Linked DNA regions of Mus musculus: region 2 is linked to region 1. The links are chromatin loops, found by intact Hi-C in ENCODE. Cell type or tissue: left cerebral cortex. All regions are shown on one strand. Links, peaks and the distances in the headings refer to the core of each region. The heading gives the core; the rest is flanking DNA.

The links. Hi-C counts contacts between places; a loop is a spot of excess contacts. Peaks named below come from ENCODE experiments on the same cell type or tissue, not always from the same donor. Only the 100,000 strongest peaks of a DNase experiment are listed, where the experiment ranks them.
Region 2: it touches region 1 in a loop (2.4-fold over the local background); 1 of 42 quality-filtered maps calls a loop at or near these places.

What each region holds. Positions count from the first base shown.
Region 1 is chr16:24,806,073-24,813,609 of GRCm38, reverse strand. All of the region lies in intron 8 of Lpp (LIM domain containing preferred translocation partner in lipoma), which reads right to left. Among named protein-coding and RNA genes, the nearest start is that of Mir28a, 18 kb to the left of the region's middle. In left cerebral cortex, for the core only: no CTCF peak of the experiment used is centred there; a DNase peak (open chromatin) is centred at 3,614.
Region 2 is chr16:25,036,488-25,044,024 of GRCm38, reverse strand. No RefSeq gene overlaps it. Among named protein-coding and RNA genes, the nearest start is that of A230028O05Rik, 19 kb to the left of the region's middle. In left cerebral cortex, for the core only: no CTCF peak of the experiment used is centred there; DNase peaks (open chromatin) are centred at 1,862 and 3,916.

The DNA of each region.
Region 1 (7,537 bases), core at 771-5,770:
CTCATCTCCCGTATGGCAGTGTTAACTAAGACCACTGAAGAAAATTTATACCTCAATTATATGTCCCCCAAATGAAGCAAATAATGCAAATTCTGTAATTTCCAGAGCTGGGATTTGCTAGTAAATGATCAGTCTGTGTGATATCCAAATGCGACTGCAAGGACTACAGCGAATTCAGGCGTGCAGCTTTCTATACCTCTATGAAGACTGGGCCCTATATCAGCAAAATATTAAAAATACACCTGTGGGTATCAATGCAACATGAATCAATGGCTATTTAACAGTCACACTTCAAAATACAATAAGAGAAATGGGTAGAATAAGTCTCAGAATCTACTTCATAAGCAAAGAGGGCAATGGGATAATTCTGAAACTAACAATCTTTCTCCTTTATCACTTCAATGTATAAATTTTCTATTGTAGGATCAGAACTGAATTTATGTTTTTCATAGACAGTATTGTTGTCTTTGGAAGGAGAAATGGACAGGGAGAAATGATAAAATTCTAATCTCAAAAACAAAAGAAAAATGTCAATAAATATTGAAACCCTACTAACTGAAGGCAACACTGATAATTATTCCTCATTTACTGTCAATTCTTACAAATTTCAATGTGATTGTCAAGGTACTCATGGAACTTGTGAAGGGATAAGAAACATTAAACAAAAGTAACTTGTTCCTTATACATCTATTAGGAAAGAGAGATAAGTTGTAGGTAAATATGAACATTACCTTTACTACACAGTCAATTATAATGTGCTGAGATATGATCATAGGTCAGAGCAAAACTTAGTAAGTCCCATAAAGGAGGCAGAAGCCTTGTTTCAGTTCTGTAGTACTGTAGTGAAATTTTGGAATTTTGGTTTCTTTCTTTTCTTTCTTTCTCTCTTTCTTTCTTTCTCTCTTTCTTTCACACATATGAAAAGGCATTTATTTTGACTTATGAATCCAGAGGGACTGAAGTCCCTCATGGCAAGGAGCGATGACCACAAACATCAGGCATGGTGACTGGAGCAGAAAGCTGAGATTTCACATCATCACAGAAATATTATAAGAATGAGTTTCATTTTTGCTCACAGAGGTGAGGATATGGCACTGTGTCAGATTGCCCACAGCAGATGACTATAATTTGTCTCATGCACTAGCTGGGGTGTAATTTTGCTACCTGCAGATAGTTTCTGTGATTATGTGATGATTGGAATTCTGGGAACTTTTCTGAGGGTAGATAAATGCAAGGACTGGGAGAGGTGGTTGGTTGATTGTTGGTGGTAGTTAAGTAGTTGTATGAAAAGAAGAAAGGAGGAGGAGGGAGAGAGGCAGAAGAGGAGTAAGGAAGGAAGGAGGAAGGGGAAGGGGAAGGGGGAAGGAAGAGGAGGGGGAAGGAGGAGAAGGATAAGGATAAGAATAATTAGGAGGATGAAGAGGAAGTGGAGGAGGAGAAGTAGGAAGAAGAAGAAGAAGAAGAAAAAGAAGAAGAAGAAGAAGAAGAAGAAGAAGAAGAAGAAGAAGAAGAAGAAGAAGTAACATCTTGAAGGCAAAGATCAAACTTGCCCCAAGGAACTTGATGCCCCAACCCGCAAAATCTAATGATAACGTCACCCCTTTTCTGACTGCTGTCTTTATTCAGGGATCTCTTTCCTTTTTCCTCGATTATCTAGTGTTAGAGGGTTAAAGGGTAGAAGGAAAAGAACAGAGAAAGGTGGAATAAAGAAGAACTCACAAAGTAGCAAACAAGGGCTACAGTGGTACTTGACCCAACAGAGGAAAACTGGAATGACTTAAGGGGTGGATGAGACAAAGTAGGAGGAGCTAAACTGCATAAATAAGTATGTGGGAAAAAGACAATTTATGTGAAGGCTGTGGAAGGAATTGCAATTGGCCCATTAGATTAGAAACCCACAACTGCCAAGAAGCATCAATGAGAGCAAGGCCAAAAAGAGGATGGAAGAAAACACCAGGGAGTGAGGCTCACAAAGGGACAGTGTTAATCACAGCACTGACCAGGACAAAAAGCTGCTGGCAGGAGATGGGGGAGTTTACAGCTTCAACTACATTTTCTTACCCCAGATTTCTAGTTATCTAAATTGGTGATAAGGAAACTACATTCAAAAATTAGTGGAACCTTCAAATGTGATTGTGGTCAAAGCTTTAGCACTGACCATATGTGTTCAATTCAATAGCAAATGTATAATGGGTAGGAGGAAGCAGCATGCGTGCCAATGCAGAGGCGAGGCTGGTTCAACATGAGATGCTGGTGTCAAAAATGCTTGTGTGGGATTTGTTTAGGCCCTAAATACCAGTCTGAAGTAGCCTTGGATAACAGTGACCACAGACGTCAAAGTAGAGTACAAAAGTCTCTTGACTGGAGAAATAAACAACATGGGTTTTAATTTGAGTATTTTCTTAATGCTTAAAGTCTCCACACAACTGACTGTATAGACATTATTTGAATGTTCTGCTGGACTCCTGTTTGCATTTCTGCAGACCTTGTAGCCCAAATTTTAGAAAACAGTAGTCACGTAATGAATAATAGTGGAATACAATAATAAATAAAATGCCATCGTTTGAGCAAGCTATTAGGTTATATTTAACAAAAACAAAACAACAAATGACAAAATGGACAAAAAAGCCAAACTATAAGGAAACAAAAAAACCTAAGTTTAGAAAAATTTTGAGAAATTATAACACTACATTTTAAGAAGGATCCTGCACAGTTCTTTTCTTCTTTTCTTCTTTTCTTCTTTTCTTCTTTTCTTCTCTTCTCTTCTCTTCTCTTCTCTTCTCTTCTCTTCTTTTCTTTTCTTTTCTTTTCTTTAAAAAACCTTTTGGTTATTTTGTAGTATTTCAGCAGGAAAGCAAGGTGACTGGCCCTTGGAAACAAGAGCAAATTGCTCAGTGATCCAGCACTGCTGTGCTAGCCTGCAATTCCGAGGTAAACGTGCTATTCCCAGATCCATGCAGCAGAGAGGAAAACAGGACACCTGAGGATATAACCCCTAGTCTTGCCTCTTATGCTCTAAGAAAGCAGATTATCTCTTGGCTGCTTCCATGCCACTAGAAAGCCTGGAATTAGAGTCCTTAAGCTTCAAATTCACTTGTTTAGAAGCAATTATACAAACTATCTTTCCTAAGTCTGTCTTTAATACCTGCAAATCTACAGACAACAGACTACATGGAGTGGCTTGGAACTCAGCTATGCTATTCACAACTCCTCGCACCAACTCTGTGTGTCATGTGACAGATGTAAACTAAACAATCTCTTATTGCACATTGTCCATGTGAAAGGCATAAAATTATGAGAACTCCAGGCTCCAGGTAATGAAAAAAAAAAGTTAAAAATCCCTCAAATACCAACAACCCAGGATATTGGGGGGGAAAGAAAAAAAAAACAAAGAAAAGAAAAAGAAAAAGAAAAAAAGCCCCAATTTAACACATCATCTTTAAGAATAAATGAGGTTACAAATCCACATTTGGAAGAACAGAATCTAGTCCATATGTACCAGATACCATTTTTTTTTTTCAAACTCGAATTCCGGATTCCAAAATGTATACTCTCGCTCTATACTGAGGTAACAGCTTGTCAGAGAAATGTGGCAAGCAACAGCAGGCCTAGCACAACAGATGGGGTATATTTTTACACCGGCTTTAAGTGATAATACGAGTTTACATAGGGTCATCCTAAATATTGTTTAAGTGCATGAAATGACTCCAGTCACTGTCTAACCTTGAGTAGGCTGTTTTGCTTTCAGTTCCTCTCAATTTGCTGCCGTCAAGACTCCATCAAGACAAGTCTATCTTTTCTTTGGAAAAGGAACTGTACCAATTTTTAAGATATTTTTTTTCAGATTCATGGATGGATTTTACATGGCCATTAACAAAGAAAGAGTACAATAGCCATCCAAACATCTCATTAGCATGGTGGACTCAGTCAGACTCTGTGGACAGGCCAGGAGTGATATGTGTGTTGGCACTTAACACCCAGAAGTGTGAGGTGAGGAGGATGGGAATCGAACCTGCTACTTGCGGCCTGACAGCAAGGATATTTACTGTAGCATAAAGTTCTACTGATTGGCTCCATTAAATTCTCGAGGCACTGATTCCACTTCTGGAATACATGCCTCCTAATAAATATTAGAATTGTTGTCAGGGCAGGTGTAGAAAACCGCACATGTACACACCTCTTAAAGAGTTCAGGGTTTGCATTCTCCCCTTCTAATCTCAGGGAATATTCACTTGCTTATGTGAATGGAGAGGGCTTGGTAGCCTCTGACTCTAACTACTAACTCATAGATTTTAAACAAACCTTATATAACCAGTACAAAACTGCCTTTGTGTTCATTCACAAACGAGGGCATGTGCCCTAATTTCAAAGAATGTAAAGGAAGCTCTAGGGATGACAACTTACATGGATGCCTTCTCTGTGTGCACACAGCCACAGAAGGGATATAACATAGCTCTTATGGCTAATTCTTAGGTAAGGTTTCTCTAATATGGAGGGATGGGCAGGATGAGGACTGGAGAGATGTTTGAAAACATTGTCAAAGTATCAGGCACTATTTCCTTGTCACCTCCCAATGTCGGACAATTAGCATGTAAGCATTCAGACTATGTATTAATCAATCTTGGTCTCAGGTTCTAGACGAGTGACTGGTTCATAGTGGCCTCCCAAAAATATATGGGTGTCAAATGGCAGGTCCATTTGAGCACACCCTTTCTACCTTCCTTGTTCAGAAATCGTCATCCTAAAGAGCCCTATACAACATGATCTATTGCCCAAGAAAGGAAATACTGTGTTTTGTGTCTTAGCTAGGCTTGCATAGCCAGGAAACACTTAACGGCCTGTGCTTTCTCCACTAATCTGTACTTCTGTAAGGCACCTTCTAAGTCCCTGAACATGATCATGAACAATGTTGTATAAGACTTTCTTGTTCTTCAAGATTCTCTCCTGTAAGGAAACGGGGTGTGGATAATAAAATACTCAACCAGTGACTAGACTGAATGAGATGGAGTGAGCATAGAGAAGTAAGAATTTGAGTAGGAGATAGACATAGTATTTGTTTAATAAATTATAAAACATTATAGAAATGTTAACGATTACTAACATTAGTTTCTAAGCTTCTTGAGCTAGCACACTTAGCTTATTATATACTTATGAATAAATTTGCTACTTCTTGGTAGAGGTGATAAGAGTTTGTTCTGGGATGGAATGTCTGGATGAATGAATGAAATGATGAACTCTTGAAGAACATAAATGCAAATGACTACATTTCTGCTAAAACATTAATTTCGGTTAGGATGGGTCAGGTCGTGCTAAAATAGTTACACAAATTATGTAATTATTCTATAAATTCAAAATTTCCCTAAAATACAAAATTTATAATTGCTCGCTTCTTAAAAAATAGCTCGTGTTATCAAGTTAAACTGTACTTCAAGACTTTTTCCTAAGTATATTTATTAGCAAAATGATGTTAAGAATGTTTAGCAAGGAAATCACAACTTTTACTAAAAATTTTTTTTTCAGTTAAGAGTAATTGGAAAACAATAAACTTAAGTGAATTATCCGAACCCCTCTGATTTTTCATGTTAAAACTCCATGCTTTAGATTGTCTGGAAATCTTACATTTTTAGAAAGTCACACTGTTTTGAGTGCTAAGAAATACTAAACGTTTGTGGCCACCCTGGCATAGAAAGGGGCTTGTGCAAATGACAACCATCACTGATGCTCTACTCCAGCATCAATCAAAGTCATGAAGGTCAAAGAATATACACGAAGCATCAGCTACAGATCATCCCAGCTTACTACAAATCTCAGAAGGCTGTGGGACACTGGAGCCATGAGGTGGAAACCAGGCATGCGTGCATCTTACCTCCACAGGGCATCCCCTCTCAGTGAGAAGCTCTGTAGCCTTAGATACCAAAACTATTTGCTGGAAAACAACAGACTAGACTTATTCATCAGTTTCCTTTATGTGAGCTCTGCTAACGTTTCTATACCTAATGACAAGAAAATCAATCTTTTGACACAAAGATCACTTGCACAGAATCCAAAACAGAAGATACTGACAGCCTCAGAAATATTGCAACATGTTAACTGCTTCACACAGCTAGAGCTTGAACCAATGACTCATCGATTTCTCCTTTCTTTCCCTCATCTCTTCTTCCCCACTCTTTTCTTTCTCTGCCTCTTCCCTGTCTAAGGACTAATGACAACATTTGTAAAATGCTGAGTTGATTTAAAAAATTAAGAGTTTTAAGTTCACAGTTGTTTCAATAAATGTAGATGCGTTCTAAGAGTACCCTTGCTAAAACCAAAACCCAAACAACTACAAAACAAAACAAAAATAGGAAAAACTGAAATGCCATGAATCACCGTGTTTGCTCTTTCGCCCTGAAAAGGTCCAGGGTAACTTTCTAGGTTTTATGCATTTAGCAGCACATCAAAGCAAGGCTGTAATAAACCCTTCTCACAGACCCCCATAGTGAAGACTGGTGCTGAGACTAGCAACCCAAACTAACATGAGGGAGGAGAGTAAAATTTCCATTTAAAGTTAGGATAAAAGACATAAGGAATTCAACAAGGAAGTTACCATCTTGCCCCACGATCTGAAAAGACTCAGAGATGAGAACCCCCCTAAAATTAAAAGGAGCCCATGACCACCGTGGCTATGTTCAACTATCCCAGCATACACAGTTGGTAACAATTTAGTGTGTACTCCAGGGTCTATCTAATTATACAAATGCTACATATCAGTTTCTTTGTATGATCAATTCCCCCAACTGTGGTCCTGAAAATATCCCGAGAACAACATAAAGGGCAGTACTTTGCAAGCTTCCATTTTGTTTTTCGTACTGTGTTAGAGAACGACAGTATAGCCGTGTGTTCTAAAAATCCACATATTATACGTGTAAACATACCAACTGTAGGCAGTCGTGCTGCTGTGCCAATGTACTAAAAAGAAGATGGGGAGACTGGCAGTGAAATTCATTTAAAGAAGTTTTATCTTTAATCTCATAATCTTGGGTACAAGATTATAAGGCCAAAAGTAGAGCCACCTATGAAGTACTGCATTTAACTAACTTGAATGGTTTACTGTAGATTATTTTTTAACAGACACTTTCCTCTATTTAGTCTTGAGTTCCTATCTACAATAAGAAGGAAAGGCAACATTAATGTCACAGATCTAAGACTCCTGGCAGGAGACTACCACTGCTGTCCACCCACAGAGACTTGCTTTCTGGGACTTTCTTGCACACTCCAGCCCCACCCCCACCCCGAACCCCCTGGACAGTGTTCCATGGGATTTTTTTCTCTTCTCTTCTGCTCTCTTGTTTGTTCTTTCCTTCCTGTTTTCAGGAGATCTGTACTCTCTTCTGTTCTGTTTGATGACACTTTGTCAACTAGATGCATTCCATTCAGTACAGAAGTTCATTAAATTCAGATAACACACCATTCTTGCAGGCTGACTGATGTTTATTAATGTAAAATGTGACAGGAATAATCCAGCAGGGAGTTTGAGCTTTTTGTTGCATCACTCAGA
Region 2 (7,537 bases), core at 1,579-6,578, 230 kb before region 1:
AAAGGGCATCATATAGGCTCTCAGAAGCAGTGCGTTGAGAATGGGGAATATTGGTCCCAGTGTTGTCTTCAAGGTAGAAATGTCAGCGTTTGAATCTATATCCCAAACTGTCATATGTGGTAAATACAGAGACCACTGCCCAGACCTCTTTTATGCCAGTCTCTTTCAGAGGACAGGTATTTGGTTTTCCCTGGTTTTTGGCAACAGCCAAGAGGATCTAATTCTGACACCTGTATTCTGAGGGGGCAGCTGGACACAGCAGGGCAGATGAGAATATCTAAAATAGTTTTCTAGAACTGTATTTGTCTGTCAGCAGGGTGACAGCCATAGTCTTGGGACAGGAAAATAGAGACAGAGACAGAGAGACAGAGAGAGAGACAGAGAGACAAAGGGAGAGAAAGCGATCAGGCATAGATTTTTAAGTCTCAGAGTTTGAGATGCCCTGGAGCATTCTGGGTAAGTAGTGGTTTGGTGAGGGAGGGGGAAAAGAAAATCCATGGATCTTGTAACATTTAGGGAAAGGGAAAAGATTCAGCTCAGTGGCATGACTGGGCTTGACTAGACAGCTATAGTCTATGAGAACAAACCTGAGAGTCTCATCTGACCTCTGCTGAACTGGATGAACATCTTCGCTGCGATGCTCTTCTGACACAGAGTTTAGGAGCTCACAGTTGGAAACCACAGCTCCGTAGGGCTGTGGGATTGGCTTAGAATAGCTGTAATACAAAGACTGGAGAGCCTGAAACAGCCAAGTGCAGCCAGCCCCTCCCATCTCCACACTACTGCTTCAAACACTTGTAGACATGAAAGGCTTGTCAGGGGAATGTTAAGGGTAGCCAAAAGATGGAGATGGTAGTCTGTGTGAGAAACATGCTAGTGAAGTCCTGGGTGCTAAGCAGAGCGTTTGTGGTCAGCATAGTTGGGAACAAGTGGATAGGGATTCAGGCAGAGCTTGGCTTACAAAGCTAGGAGTAGGTGCACATCTTCATACCTGAGCCAGGCTCAGAGGCAGGTCGAGTCCTGCTAGGGTAAAGAAAAAGAAATGCATTCTCGTTTCACTTTATAGCAACAAGGAGGCAGAAGCCCAGCCCAGGAGAAATGATATGTGCAAGGAAGTGAAAGGGGACTGCTGGCTCCAAGTTTGAAGAGAAGAACCACTCCCTGGGGGTATGGAAGTTGGGCTAACAGCCAGACTGAAGGAGCTGATTTCTTGGAGCTATAAACCTAGAAATTCGAAGCACTGACTTTTTCCTTACTGAAAATGAGGTTTACTCATTGCTTAACCTAAGGTCTTTACAGAGCCCACATGGCATCCCATACAGACGACTAGAAGAAGAAGAGGAAGAGGAGGGAGAGGAGGAGGAAGAAGAAAAAGAGAGGAAGAAGGAGAAGGAGGAAGAGGAGGAGGGAGGGGAGGAGGAAGAGGAGGAGGAAGAGGAAAGCCAGGGGTCTCTAGGTGCACCAACTGGCCCCCTAGTTCCCTGTGTGACTTTAAGTGAGACTCACCACCTTCCTGAGCATCAATCATCCCATGTCTTACATGTTGGTGTTGGATCACAGCAGAGCTATGCAGCTGTGTTCCATGAAGCCAAGAGATCCAGGCAGGGAACACACAGGCTCCATCCTGGCAGATGCTCGGGGAAAGAACAAAGAAGCAGAACTTGATCCTTGATCCTCTGTAGCTTGGAGCAGTTCTGTTGTTAAGTTTAGTATGTTGGGTTTCCCTATAAGATTTTATTTGAAAGTCACAATAAGAGAGGAAATCAAAAAGAAAGGGAGCCAAGGAGAGCGTGAGGCTGGATGGTCTCCAGCCTGTTGCAGGCTGGCTGCTGTTTTCTGACTCACCCCAGTGTTCTGCCCACACTTTCAAGAACCACTTCCCTTCCTCTCTGCCACCATCTCAGGGAAGAATCCATAGCGTACGTAAGCCCAGAAAAAAGCCACTGCTTAGATCTCATTTCCCAGCTCTGAAGAGTGCTGGCTCACAGAGAAGAAAATTGGGGGATTTTGTGGGCTGAGTGGGAGGAGACCTGAGGCCCAGGGCTGTAAATCAGGCTTGGAGGTTTGGATTCCCAGCAGCCTGACCTTCAGACACCCTTCCCTCCTCCGGATACCTTCATGCTCACACTCAGGCACAGGGAAGCATGCCCAGCTTCACACTGCCCCTGGAAGCAGGGCCCACTTGGAAGAGCTGTTTTGATTTTTCAGGAAAAATTGCTCATAGCCAAACTTCCCTCCCCAAGACCAACACAGGCAGGGATTTCCTACGTGCTTGAACAAGGAATATTCTGGAAGTCTGTTGGCCACCGTCTGGCCAAAAAAAAAAAAAAAAAAAAAAAAAAAATTAAAACACAACAATAATAATACAAAAAACCCCACATAGCTAACATACCCACCTGAGGTAGAGTATCATATATAATTTTATTTTTGTTCCCTAAATAAGCCCTTCTGCTGCCAGTCTCAGTACATCTCAGATAGGCCTACTTGCCCATTGCCGACTCCACATGGCATGTCTCTCAGTTCCCCAATCCACAAATCCAGGAATTTCACAAGCTTGGGAAGTTGGCACACCAGAGAAACTGATTTCTTTTGCCCTTGCACAATTCCCCTGTCGATAGAGTGCGTCTTTCTGACAGGAAAGAGTTGGCTGAAACTACTAAACCTGTGTGGGGTGCTGGTGTGGGAGTCAAGGGTGCAAGTCCCTGGTCTTCCCTCTCTGTGGTCACCAGCGAGTCGCTTCCTCCTTCTAGGCCTGCTTAAAGACAAGGCTCCTCCATTCAGGTAGTTTGTATGCATAGCTTTCCTTGACCAAGTCTCAGCTGAAGGCAATGTGGAATACCTCGGCGGAAAATGATTCCGGAGATCGCTAAAACATCTGTTGTCGAAATCAGTCTTGCTTCCGGCAGCAGAACAATCCCTCATCCCCCGAAATCCCAGTGTGTCGAAGGTGAGGCTTGTAAGGACCAACTCAGAAGGTGAAAGCTCTGGTAGCGGTTACACCGCAGGTCTTGGAGCAGAGGCCGGTAAGTGCAGGTCTAGAGGGGCTCCTAAGAGAGCTTTTACCTAAATTAGGATTTAAAAGCCATGAACTTCTTGGACAAGGAAGAAAAGGAACACAGAAGAAGAAATATGGAAGGCAGGGAATTGGGGAATTTTCAGAAAGAGTCCCCCCAATGACTACAAAATGTGGGCTGAGAGAAGGGGCACAAAGTGGTGTTCCCTAGGAACATGTATGTTCGTCTAGACTATCGATTCTCAACCGTCCTAATCCTGTGACTCTTTAATACAGTCCTCCCTTATGGGTGGTGATCCCCAATCATGAAGTTATTTTTGTTGCTACTTCATAACTGTAATTGTACTACTGTTATGAATCGTAATGTAAATATGTGTATTTTCTTATGGTCTTAGGCTACCCCTATTTAGGTACCATTCGACCTCCAAAAGGATCACGACTCTTAGGTTGAAACATGTTGGGCTTTAGGGCTTACATTTTTTCCTCTCAAAAACAATGAGGAGGAACTACTCCAAGGGACCACGTTCGTATTTTAGAAATCTTATTCTGGCTGTCTTGTACGACCTGATTTTGAGAAGGAAGATAAAATAAAAGAGAAGGCAGGGAGATCCTTCAGGGAGCAAGGAGCAAGAGGTGACAGCACCCTGTGCATAATGGCAATGAAGAAGAGGAAATGAAAAGTGTGTAGTAAGGGCTGTTACTGAATGAGCGCTCCCATCTCTAACTTTCTAGGACTCCGCAGCTAAAGAAATCTGAGCAGGCATCTCACCTCCCATTTTTGCCCGCCCCTCCTCCCACCTCCCACATTCTGTGAAGTCTGGCTGGCCCCTCCCACTCCTCCCCCATCTCAGGCAGGAGGCTTAGATAATAGGTGTGGCATCGGGCCCAGGCATTCCCACCGTCTTCTCCACCATCACATTCTGCTGCTTGAGCAGTTGGCCGCCTCCATGAGTGTTAATTGGAGAGACATCTGAAGTGACCAGACTGGTTATGCAGCCGCCATGATAGACACACTCCATCTGCTTCAACCAGGCGCTTCTCAGCGCACAGGGAGGCCGGCCTGATTCCTCTTGCCCAGGGCTTGTTAGGAGTTACACTCAAAGTTAGCTTCCTCGGCTTTGAAGTGGAAACTGCTTCAAAAAACATCAAGTACAGACATCCTTCAGTTTGGTGAGGAGGAAATTAAGGCCCAGTCTTGCCATAGGTTAGATGCAGAGCTCACAGCCAGGTTTCCATCTGTCCTTCAACACACTGGGTGTGACACTTGCTACGGCCCTTCTAGATCATGAGTTGACCAACTTAGTTTCCTACTATCACTATCCCTTCCCCACTCAGTGACAAGGGCTTGACCTTCACATGTCATTTTCCTTAGCAACTGTTAATTTCTTCAGCATTTTAAATGAAACTTATTTTATCATTTAACAGAGGGGATGTTAAAAGTCATCTACTCTAATGGTTCTGGCATGCTTTAAAACTTATTTGGTTAGTCTTGCTTTTAGCAGCAGAGGCTTTATCAACTCATCAAATAGAGGCTGGGAAAGGCCTGGAAAGGGGAGTGTTTGGGTGGCTATAATACTGAGTAACATATTTAAATATTATATAATACTGTATACTATATATATATGCCATATATATATACCATATATATATATATACATGGAATACTGAGTGACAGTCTGACTAGAGTAAGCTCTTTTAACTTCAAATGCATAACTTGCCCCAACTGTTCCCACAATTCCTGCTGCCACCCATCCCTGTCTCTGCCATTGGTAGGGGCAGCCAATATCAAAAAGTGAATAGATAACCCTTCTTGTTTCAAGCCCTAAAATCCTCCAGTAGAATCTTTCAATATGACCTAATCTTGGTATATAGCACTTTCTAGTTACTAGTATATAAATATGACATTCCCTGCAAAGAAATCTGTATATGCCCATTTTACAGAGAAAAGAGAAACTGTCCCTCCGGCAGTATGCAATGGAGCTGAGATCCACATCTCCATACCCATTGCCTATCCCAAGATTAATTGGCCAGTGAGTGCTGCTGTACCTGTTCATTCCGGAAAAAGAACTACAGGTTCAGGCCAGCTTTTGAACTATTTTCTAATCATGAATAACAGAGAACCCCTGTTGCTAAGCTGCAGCATTTACAAATAACCCTGGATCTCTGTTGATTGTACTTCATCAACAAGGGAGATGGAAGCCATTAAGGAGGTCCACCTGGGACTTGTAATTAAGTCGGAGCAAAAGTACTTTGAGGAACTAACAACAAAAGAAGGAAGTCGTTGTCCTTCTGAAAGTCAGAATCTACTTCCTTAGAGTCTGAGAAGGTCTGTTTGTTTAGACCATCCAAGTCAAAAGCACAGAGCTGGGCGGTGGTGGTGTACACACCTTTAATCCCAGCACTTGGGAGGCAGAGGGAGGCAGAGCTCTGAGTTCGAGGCCAACCTTGTCTACAGGACAACCAGGACTGCTACGCTCTCCGGTCGAGTCAACTGGACAAGCCAAAAGGCTTAAAAGTCACTCATGAGGCAAAAGAGTTTCAAGGAAGCTCTCCTCCTGGAGTCTAGCGTTCCCTACCCATACAGTAATTTTTTCATTCCCGCGTTCCATTCCCGCGTTAGTCTAGTGTATAGATCCACGTGCTCTCTTTCAATATTTTCCTATTATAAGTGCTTTTTAAAATTGAATTCTGACATGGCTTAAGCCTTCCACCAGTGTTGCAACAGTCCAAGGGCATCCTTGACCAAGATCAAGGGTTTAGAATTCAGCAAGATTGTAAAAGCTAAGTCACTCCCTTACATAGGAATTTACCATCACTTAAAAAGAAGGAAGTTTCAGACCAAAGGAGAAACTAGAATAGATACTATAGCAGAGTTACACCCATACACACGTATTTACAATGGCCTAAGGGGAAGGTGGACTATACAAGAGACTAAAATAGGAACTGTGGCAAGGACGCGAAGCCCTTGACCCTGGCTTCTAAGATTAGTGAATTTTAGGTGGAGCCCTTGTTGATCCCAGCTGTTATCAATGTATTCTATCCTGGGTGGTTCCCGTTAGACCTTTTGTGTTTACATTCCTCTGTTTTATGTAAGATTCCAGTTACCTCAATTGTACCTTGCTAATATGTCACCCAACTTCCTTATTGTCCTCTGCATAAAAAGCCTGATGCTCGAGTTGTAAAATTACACTCAGATTCCACACGAACTCTCCTGTGTGTGTGTCTGTCTGTCATTCATCCACGCTTTGCCCACCTGCATCGAGAGACCCCGTTTCACGCAGACACAGGGACCCAGAAGGTCTGCGGCACAGGACTACACAGAGAAACCCTGTGTCAACAGAACGAAACAAAACAAAACAAACAAAAAAGGAGGGACACATAATTATGTATGACAGACAATGAAATCAAAAAGGGGCTACAGATGGGATACCAGGAGATCTGACAGCTGATCCTGGTAGGCCCAGTCACCAGCTGGGCAGAGGCAGCTCCTCCTCTGTCTGAGAGTGATAAGACCATACCCGAGGAAAGCTCAGAACTAGGTCATCCCTTTTGTGTCCCAATAGACACTTTCACATTGGATAAAAATCTGCTATTGTGGTCCTGATGGAAGAGATGTACTTTTTATGAGATCATCCTGGTTTTTACCATGCAGCAAGTAAATTGCTTGATAAATGACAGCTGTCTGGTTCTTGGAAGCAAATAGCAACTTCCCATGTTAATAATAGTGAGGAGACAATAAGAAAAACAGCAATAATTATTCATGTAAATATTATATTAAAATAACTATTATTACTTTAAGGGCAGAACATAAAAATAGCTTTTAGTCTGCAACATCCCTTATTGATTATTATCACATTTGCTTCCACAGTACTCATAGGAGGTAGGCAGGGAGGAGCAGGCATCAGAAGAGACTGGATGAGAATTCTCCAAACCACACAGTAAATCAGCAACAGAGCAGCCATGATTTGTGGAAAGTAGAGTGTAGTAATTTGGACTCACTGAGTGCCAATGAGAAGGAATGCTGACTTCCCTTTGTGGACCCACTGAGTGCCAATGAGAAGGGATGCTGACTTCCCTTTGTGGACCCACTGAGTGCCAATGGGAAGGGATGCTGACTTCCCTTTGTGGACCCACTGAGTGCCAATGAGAAGGGATGCTGACTTCCCTTTGTGGACCCACTGAGTGCCAATGAGAAGGGATGCTGACTTCCCTTTGTGGACCCACTGAGTGCCAATGAGAAGGGATGCTGACTTCCCTTTGTGGACCCACTGAGTGCCAATGGGAAGGGATGCTGACTTCCCTTTGTGGACCCACTGAGTGCCAATGAGAAGGGATGCTGACTTCCCTTTGTGGACCCACTGAGTGCCAATGAGAAGGGATGCTGACTTCCCTTTATGGACCCACTAAGTGCCAATGGGAAGGGATGCTGACTTCCCTTTGTGGACCCACTGAGTGCCAATGAGAAGGGATGCTGACTTCCCTTTGGAAATGAGGAACTTCTGTTTGTCCATGTAGACCACGACA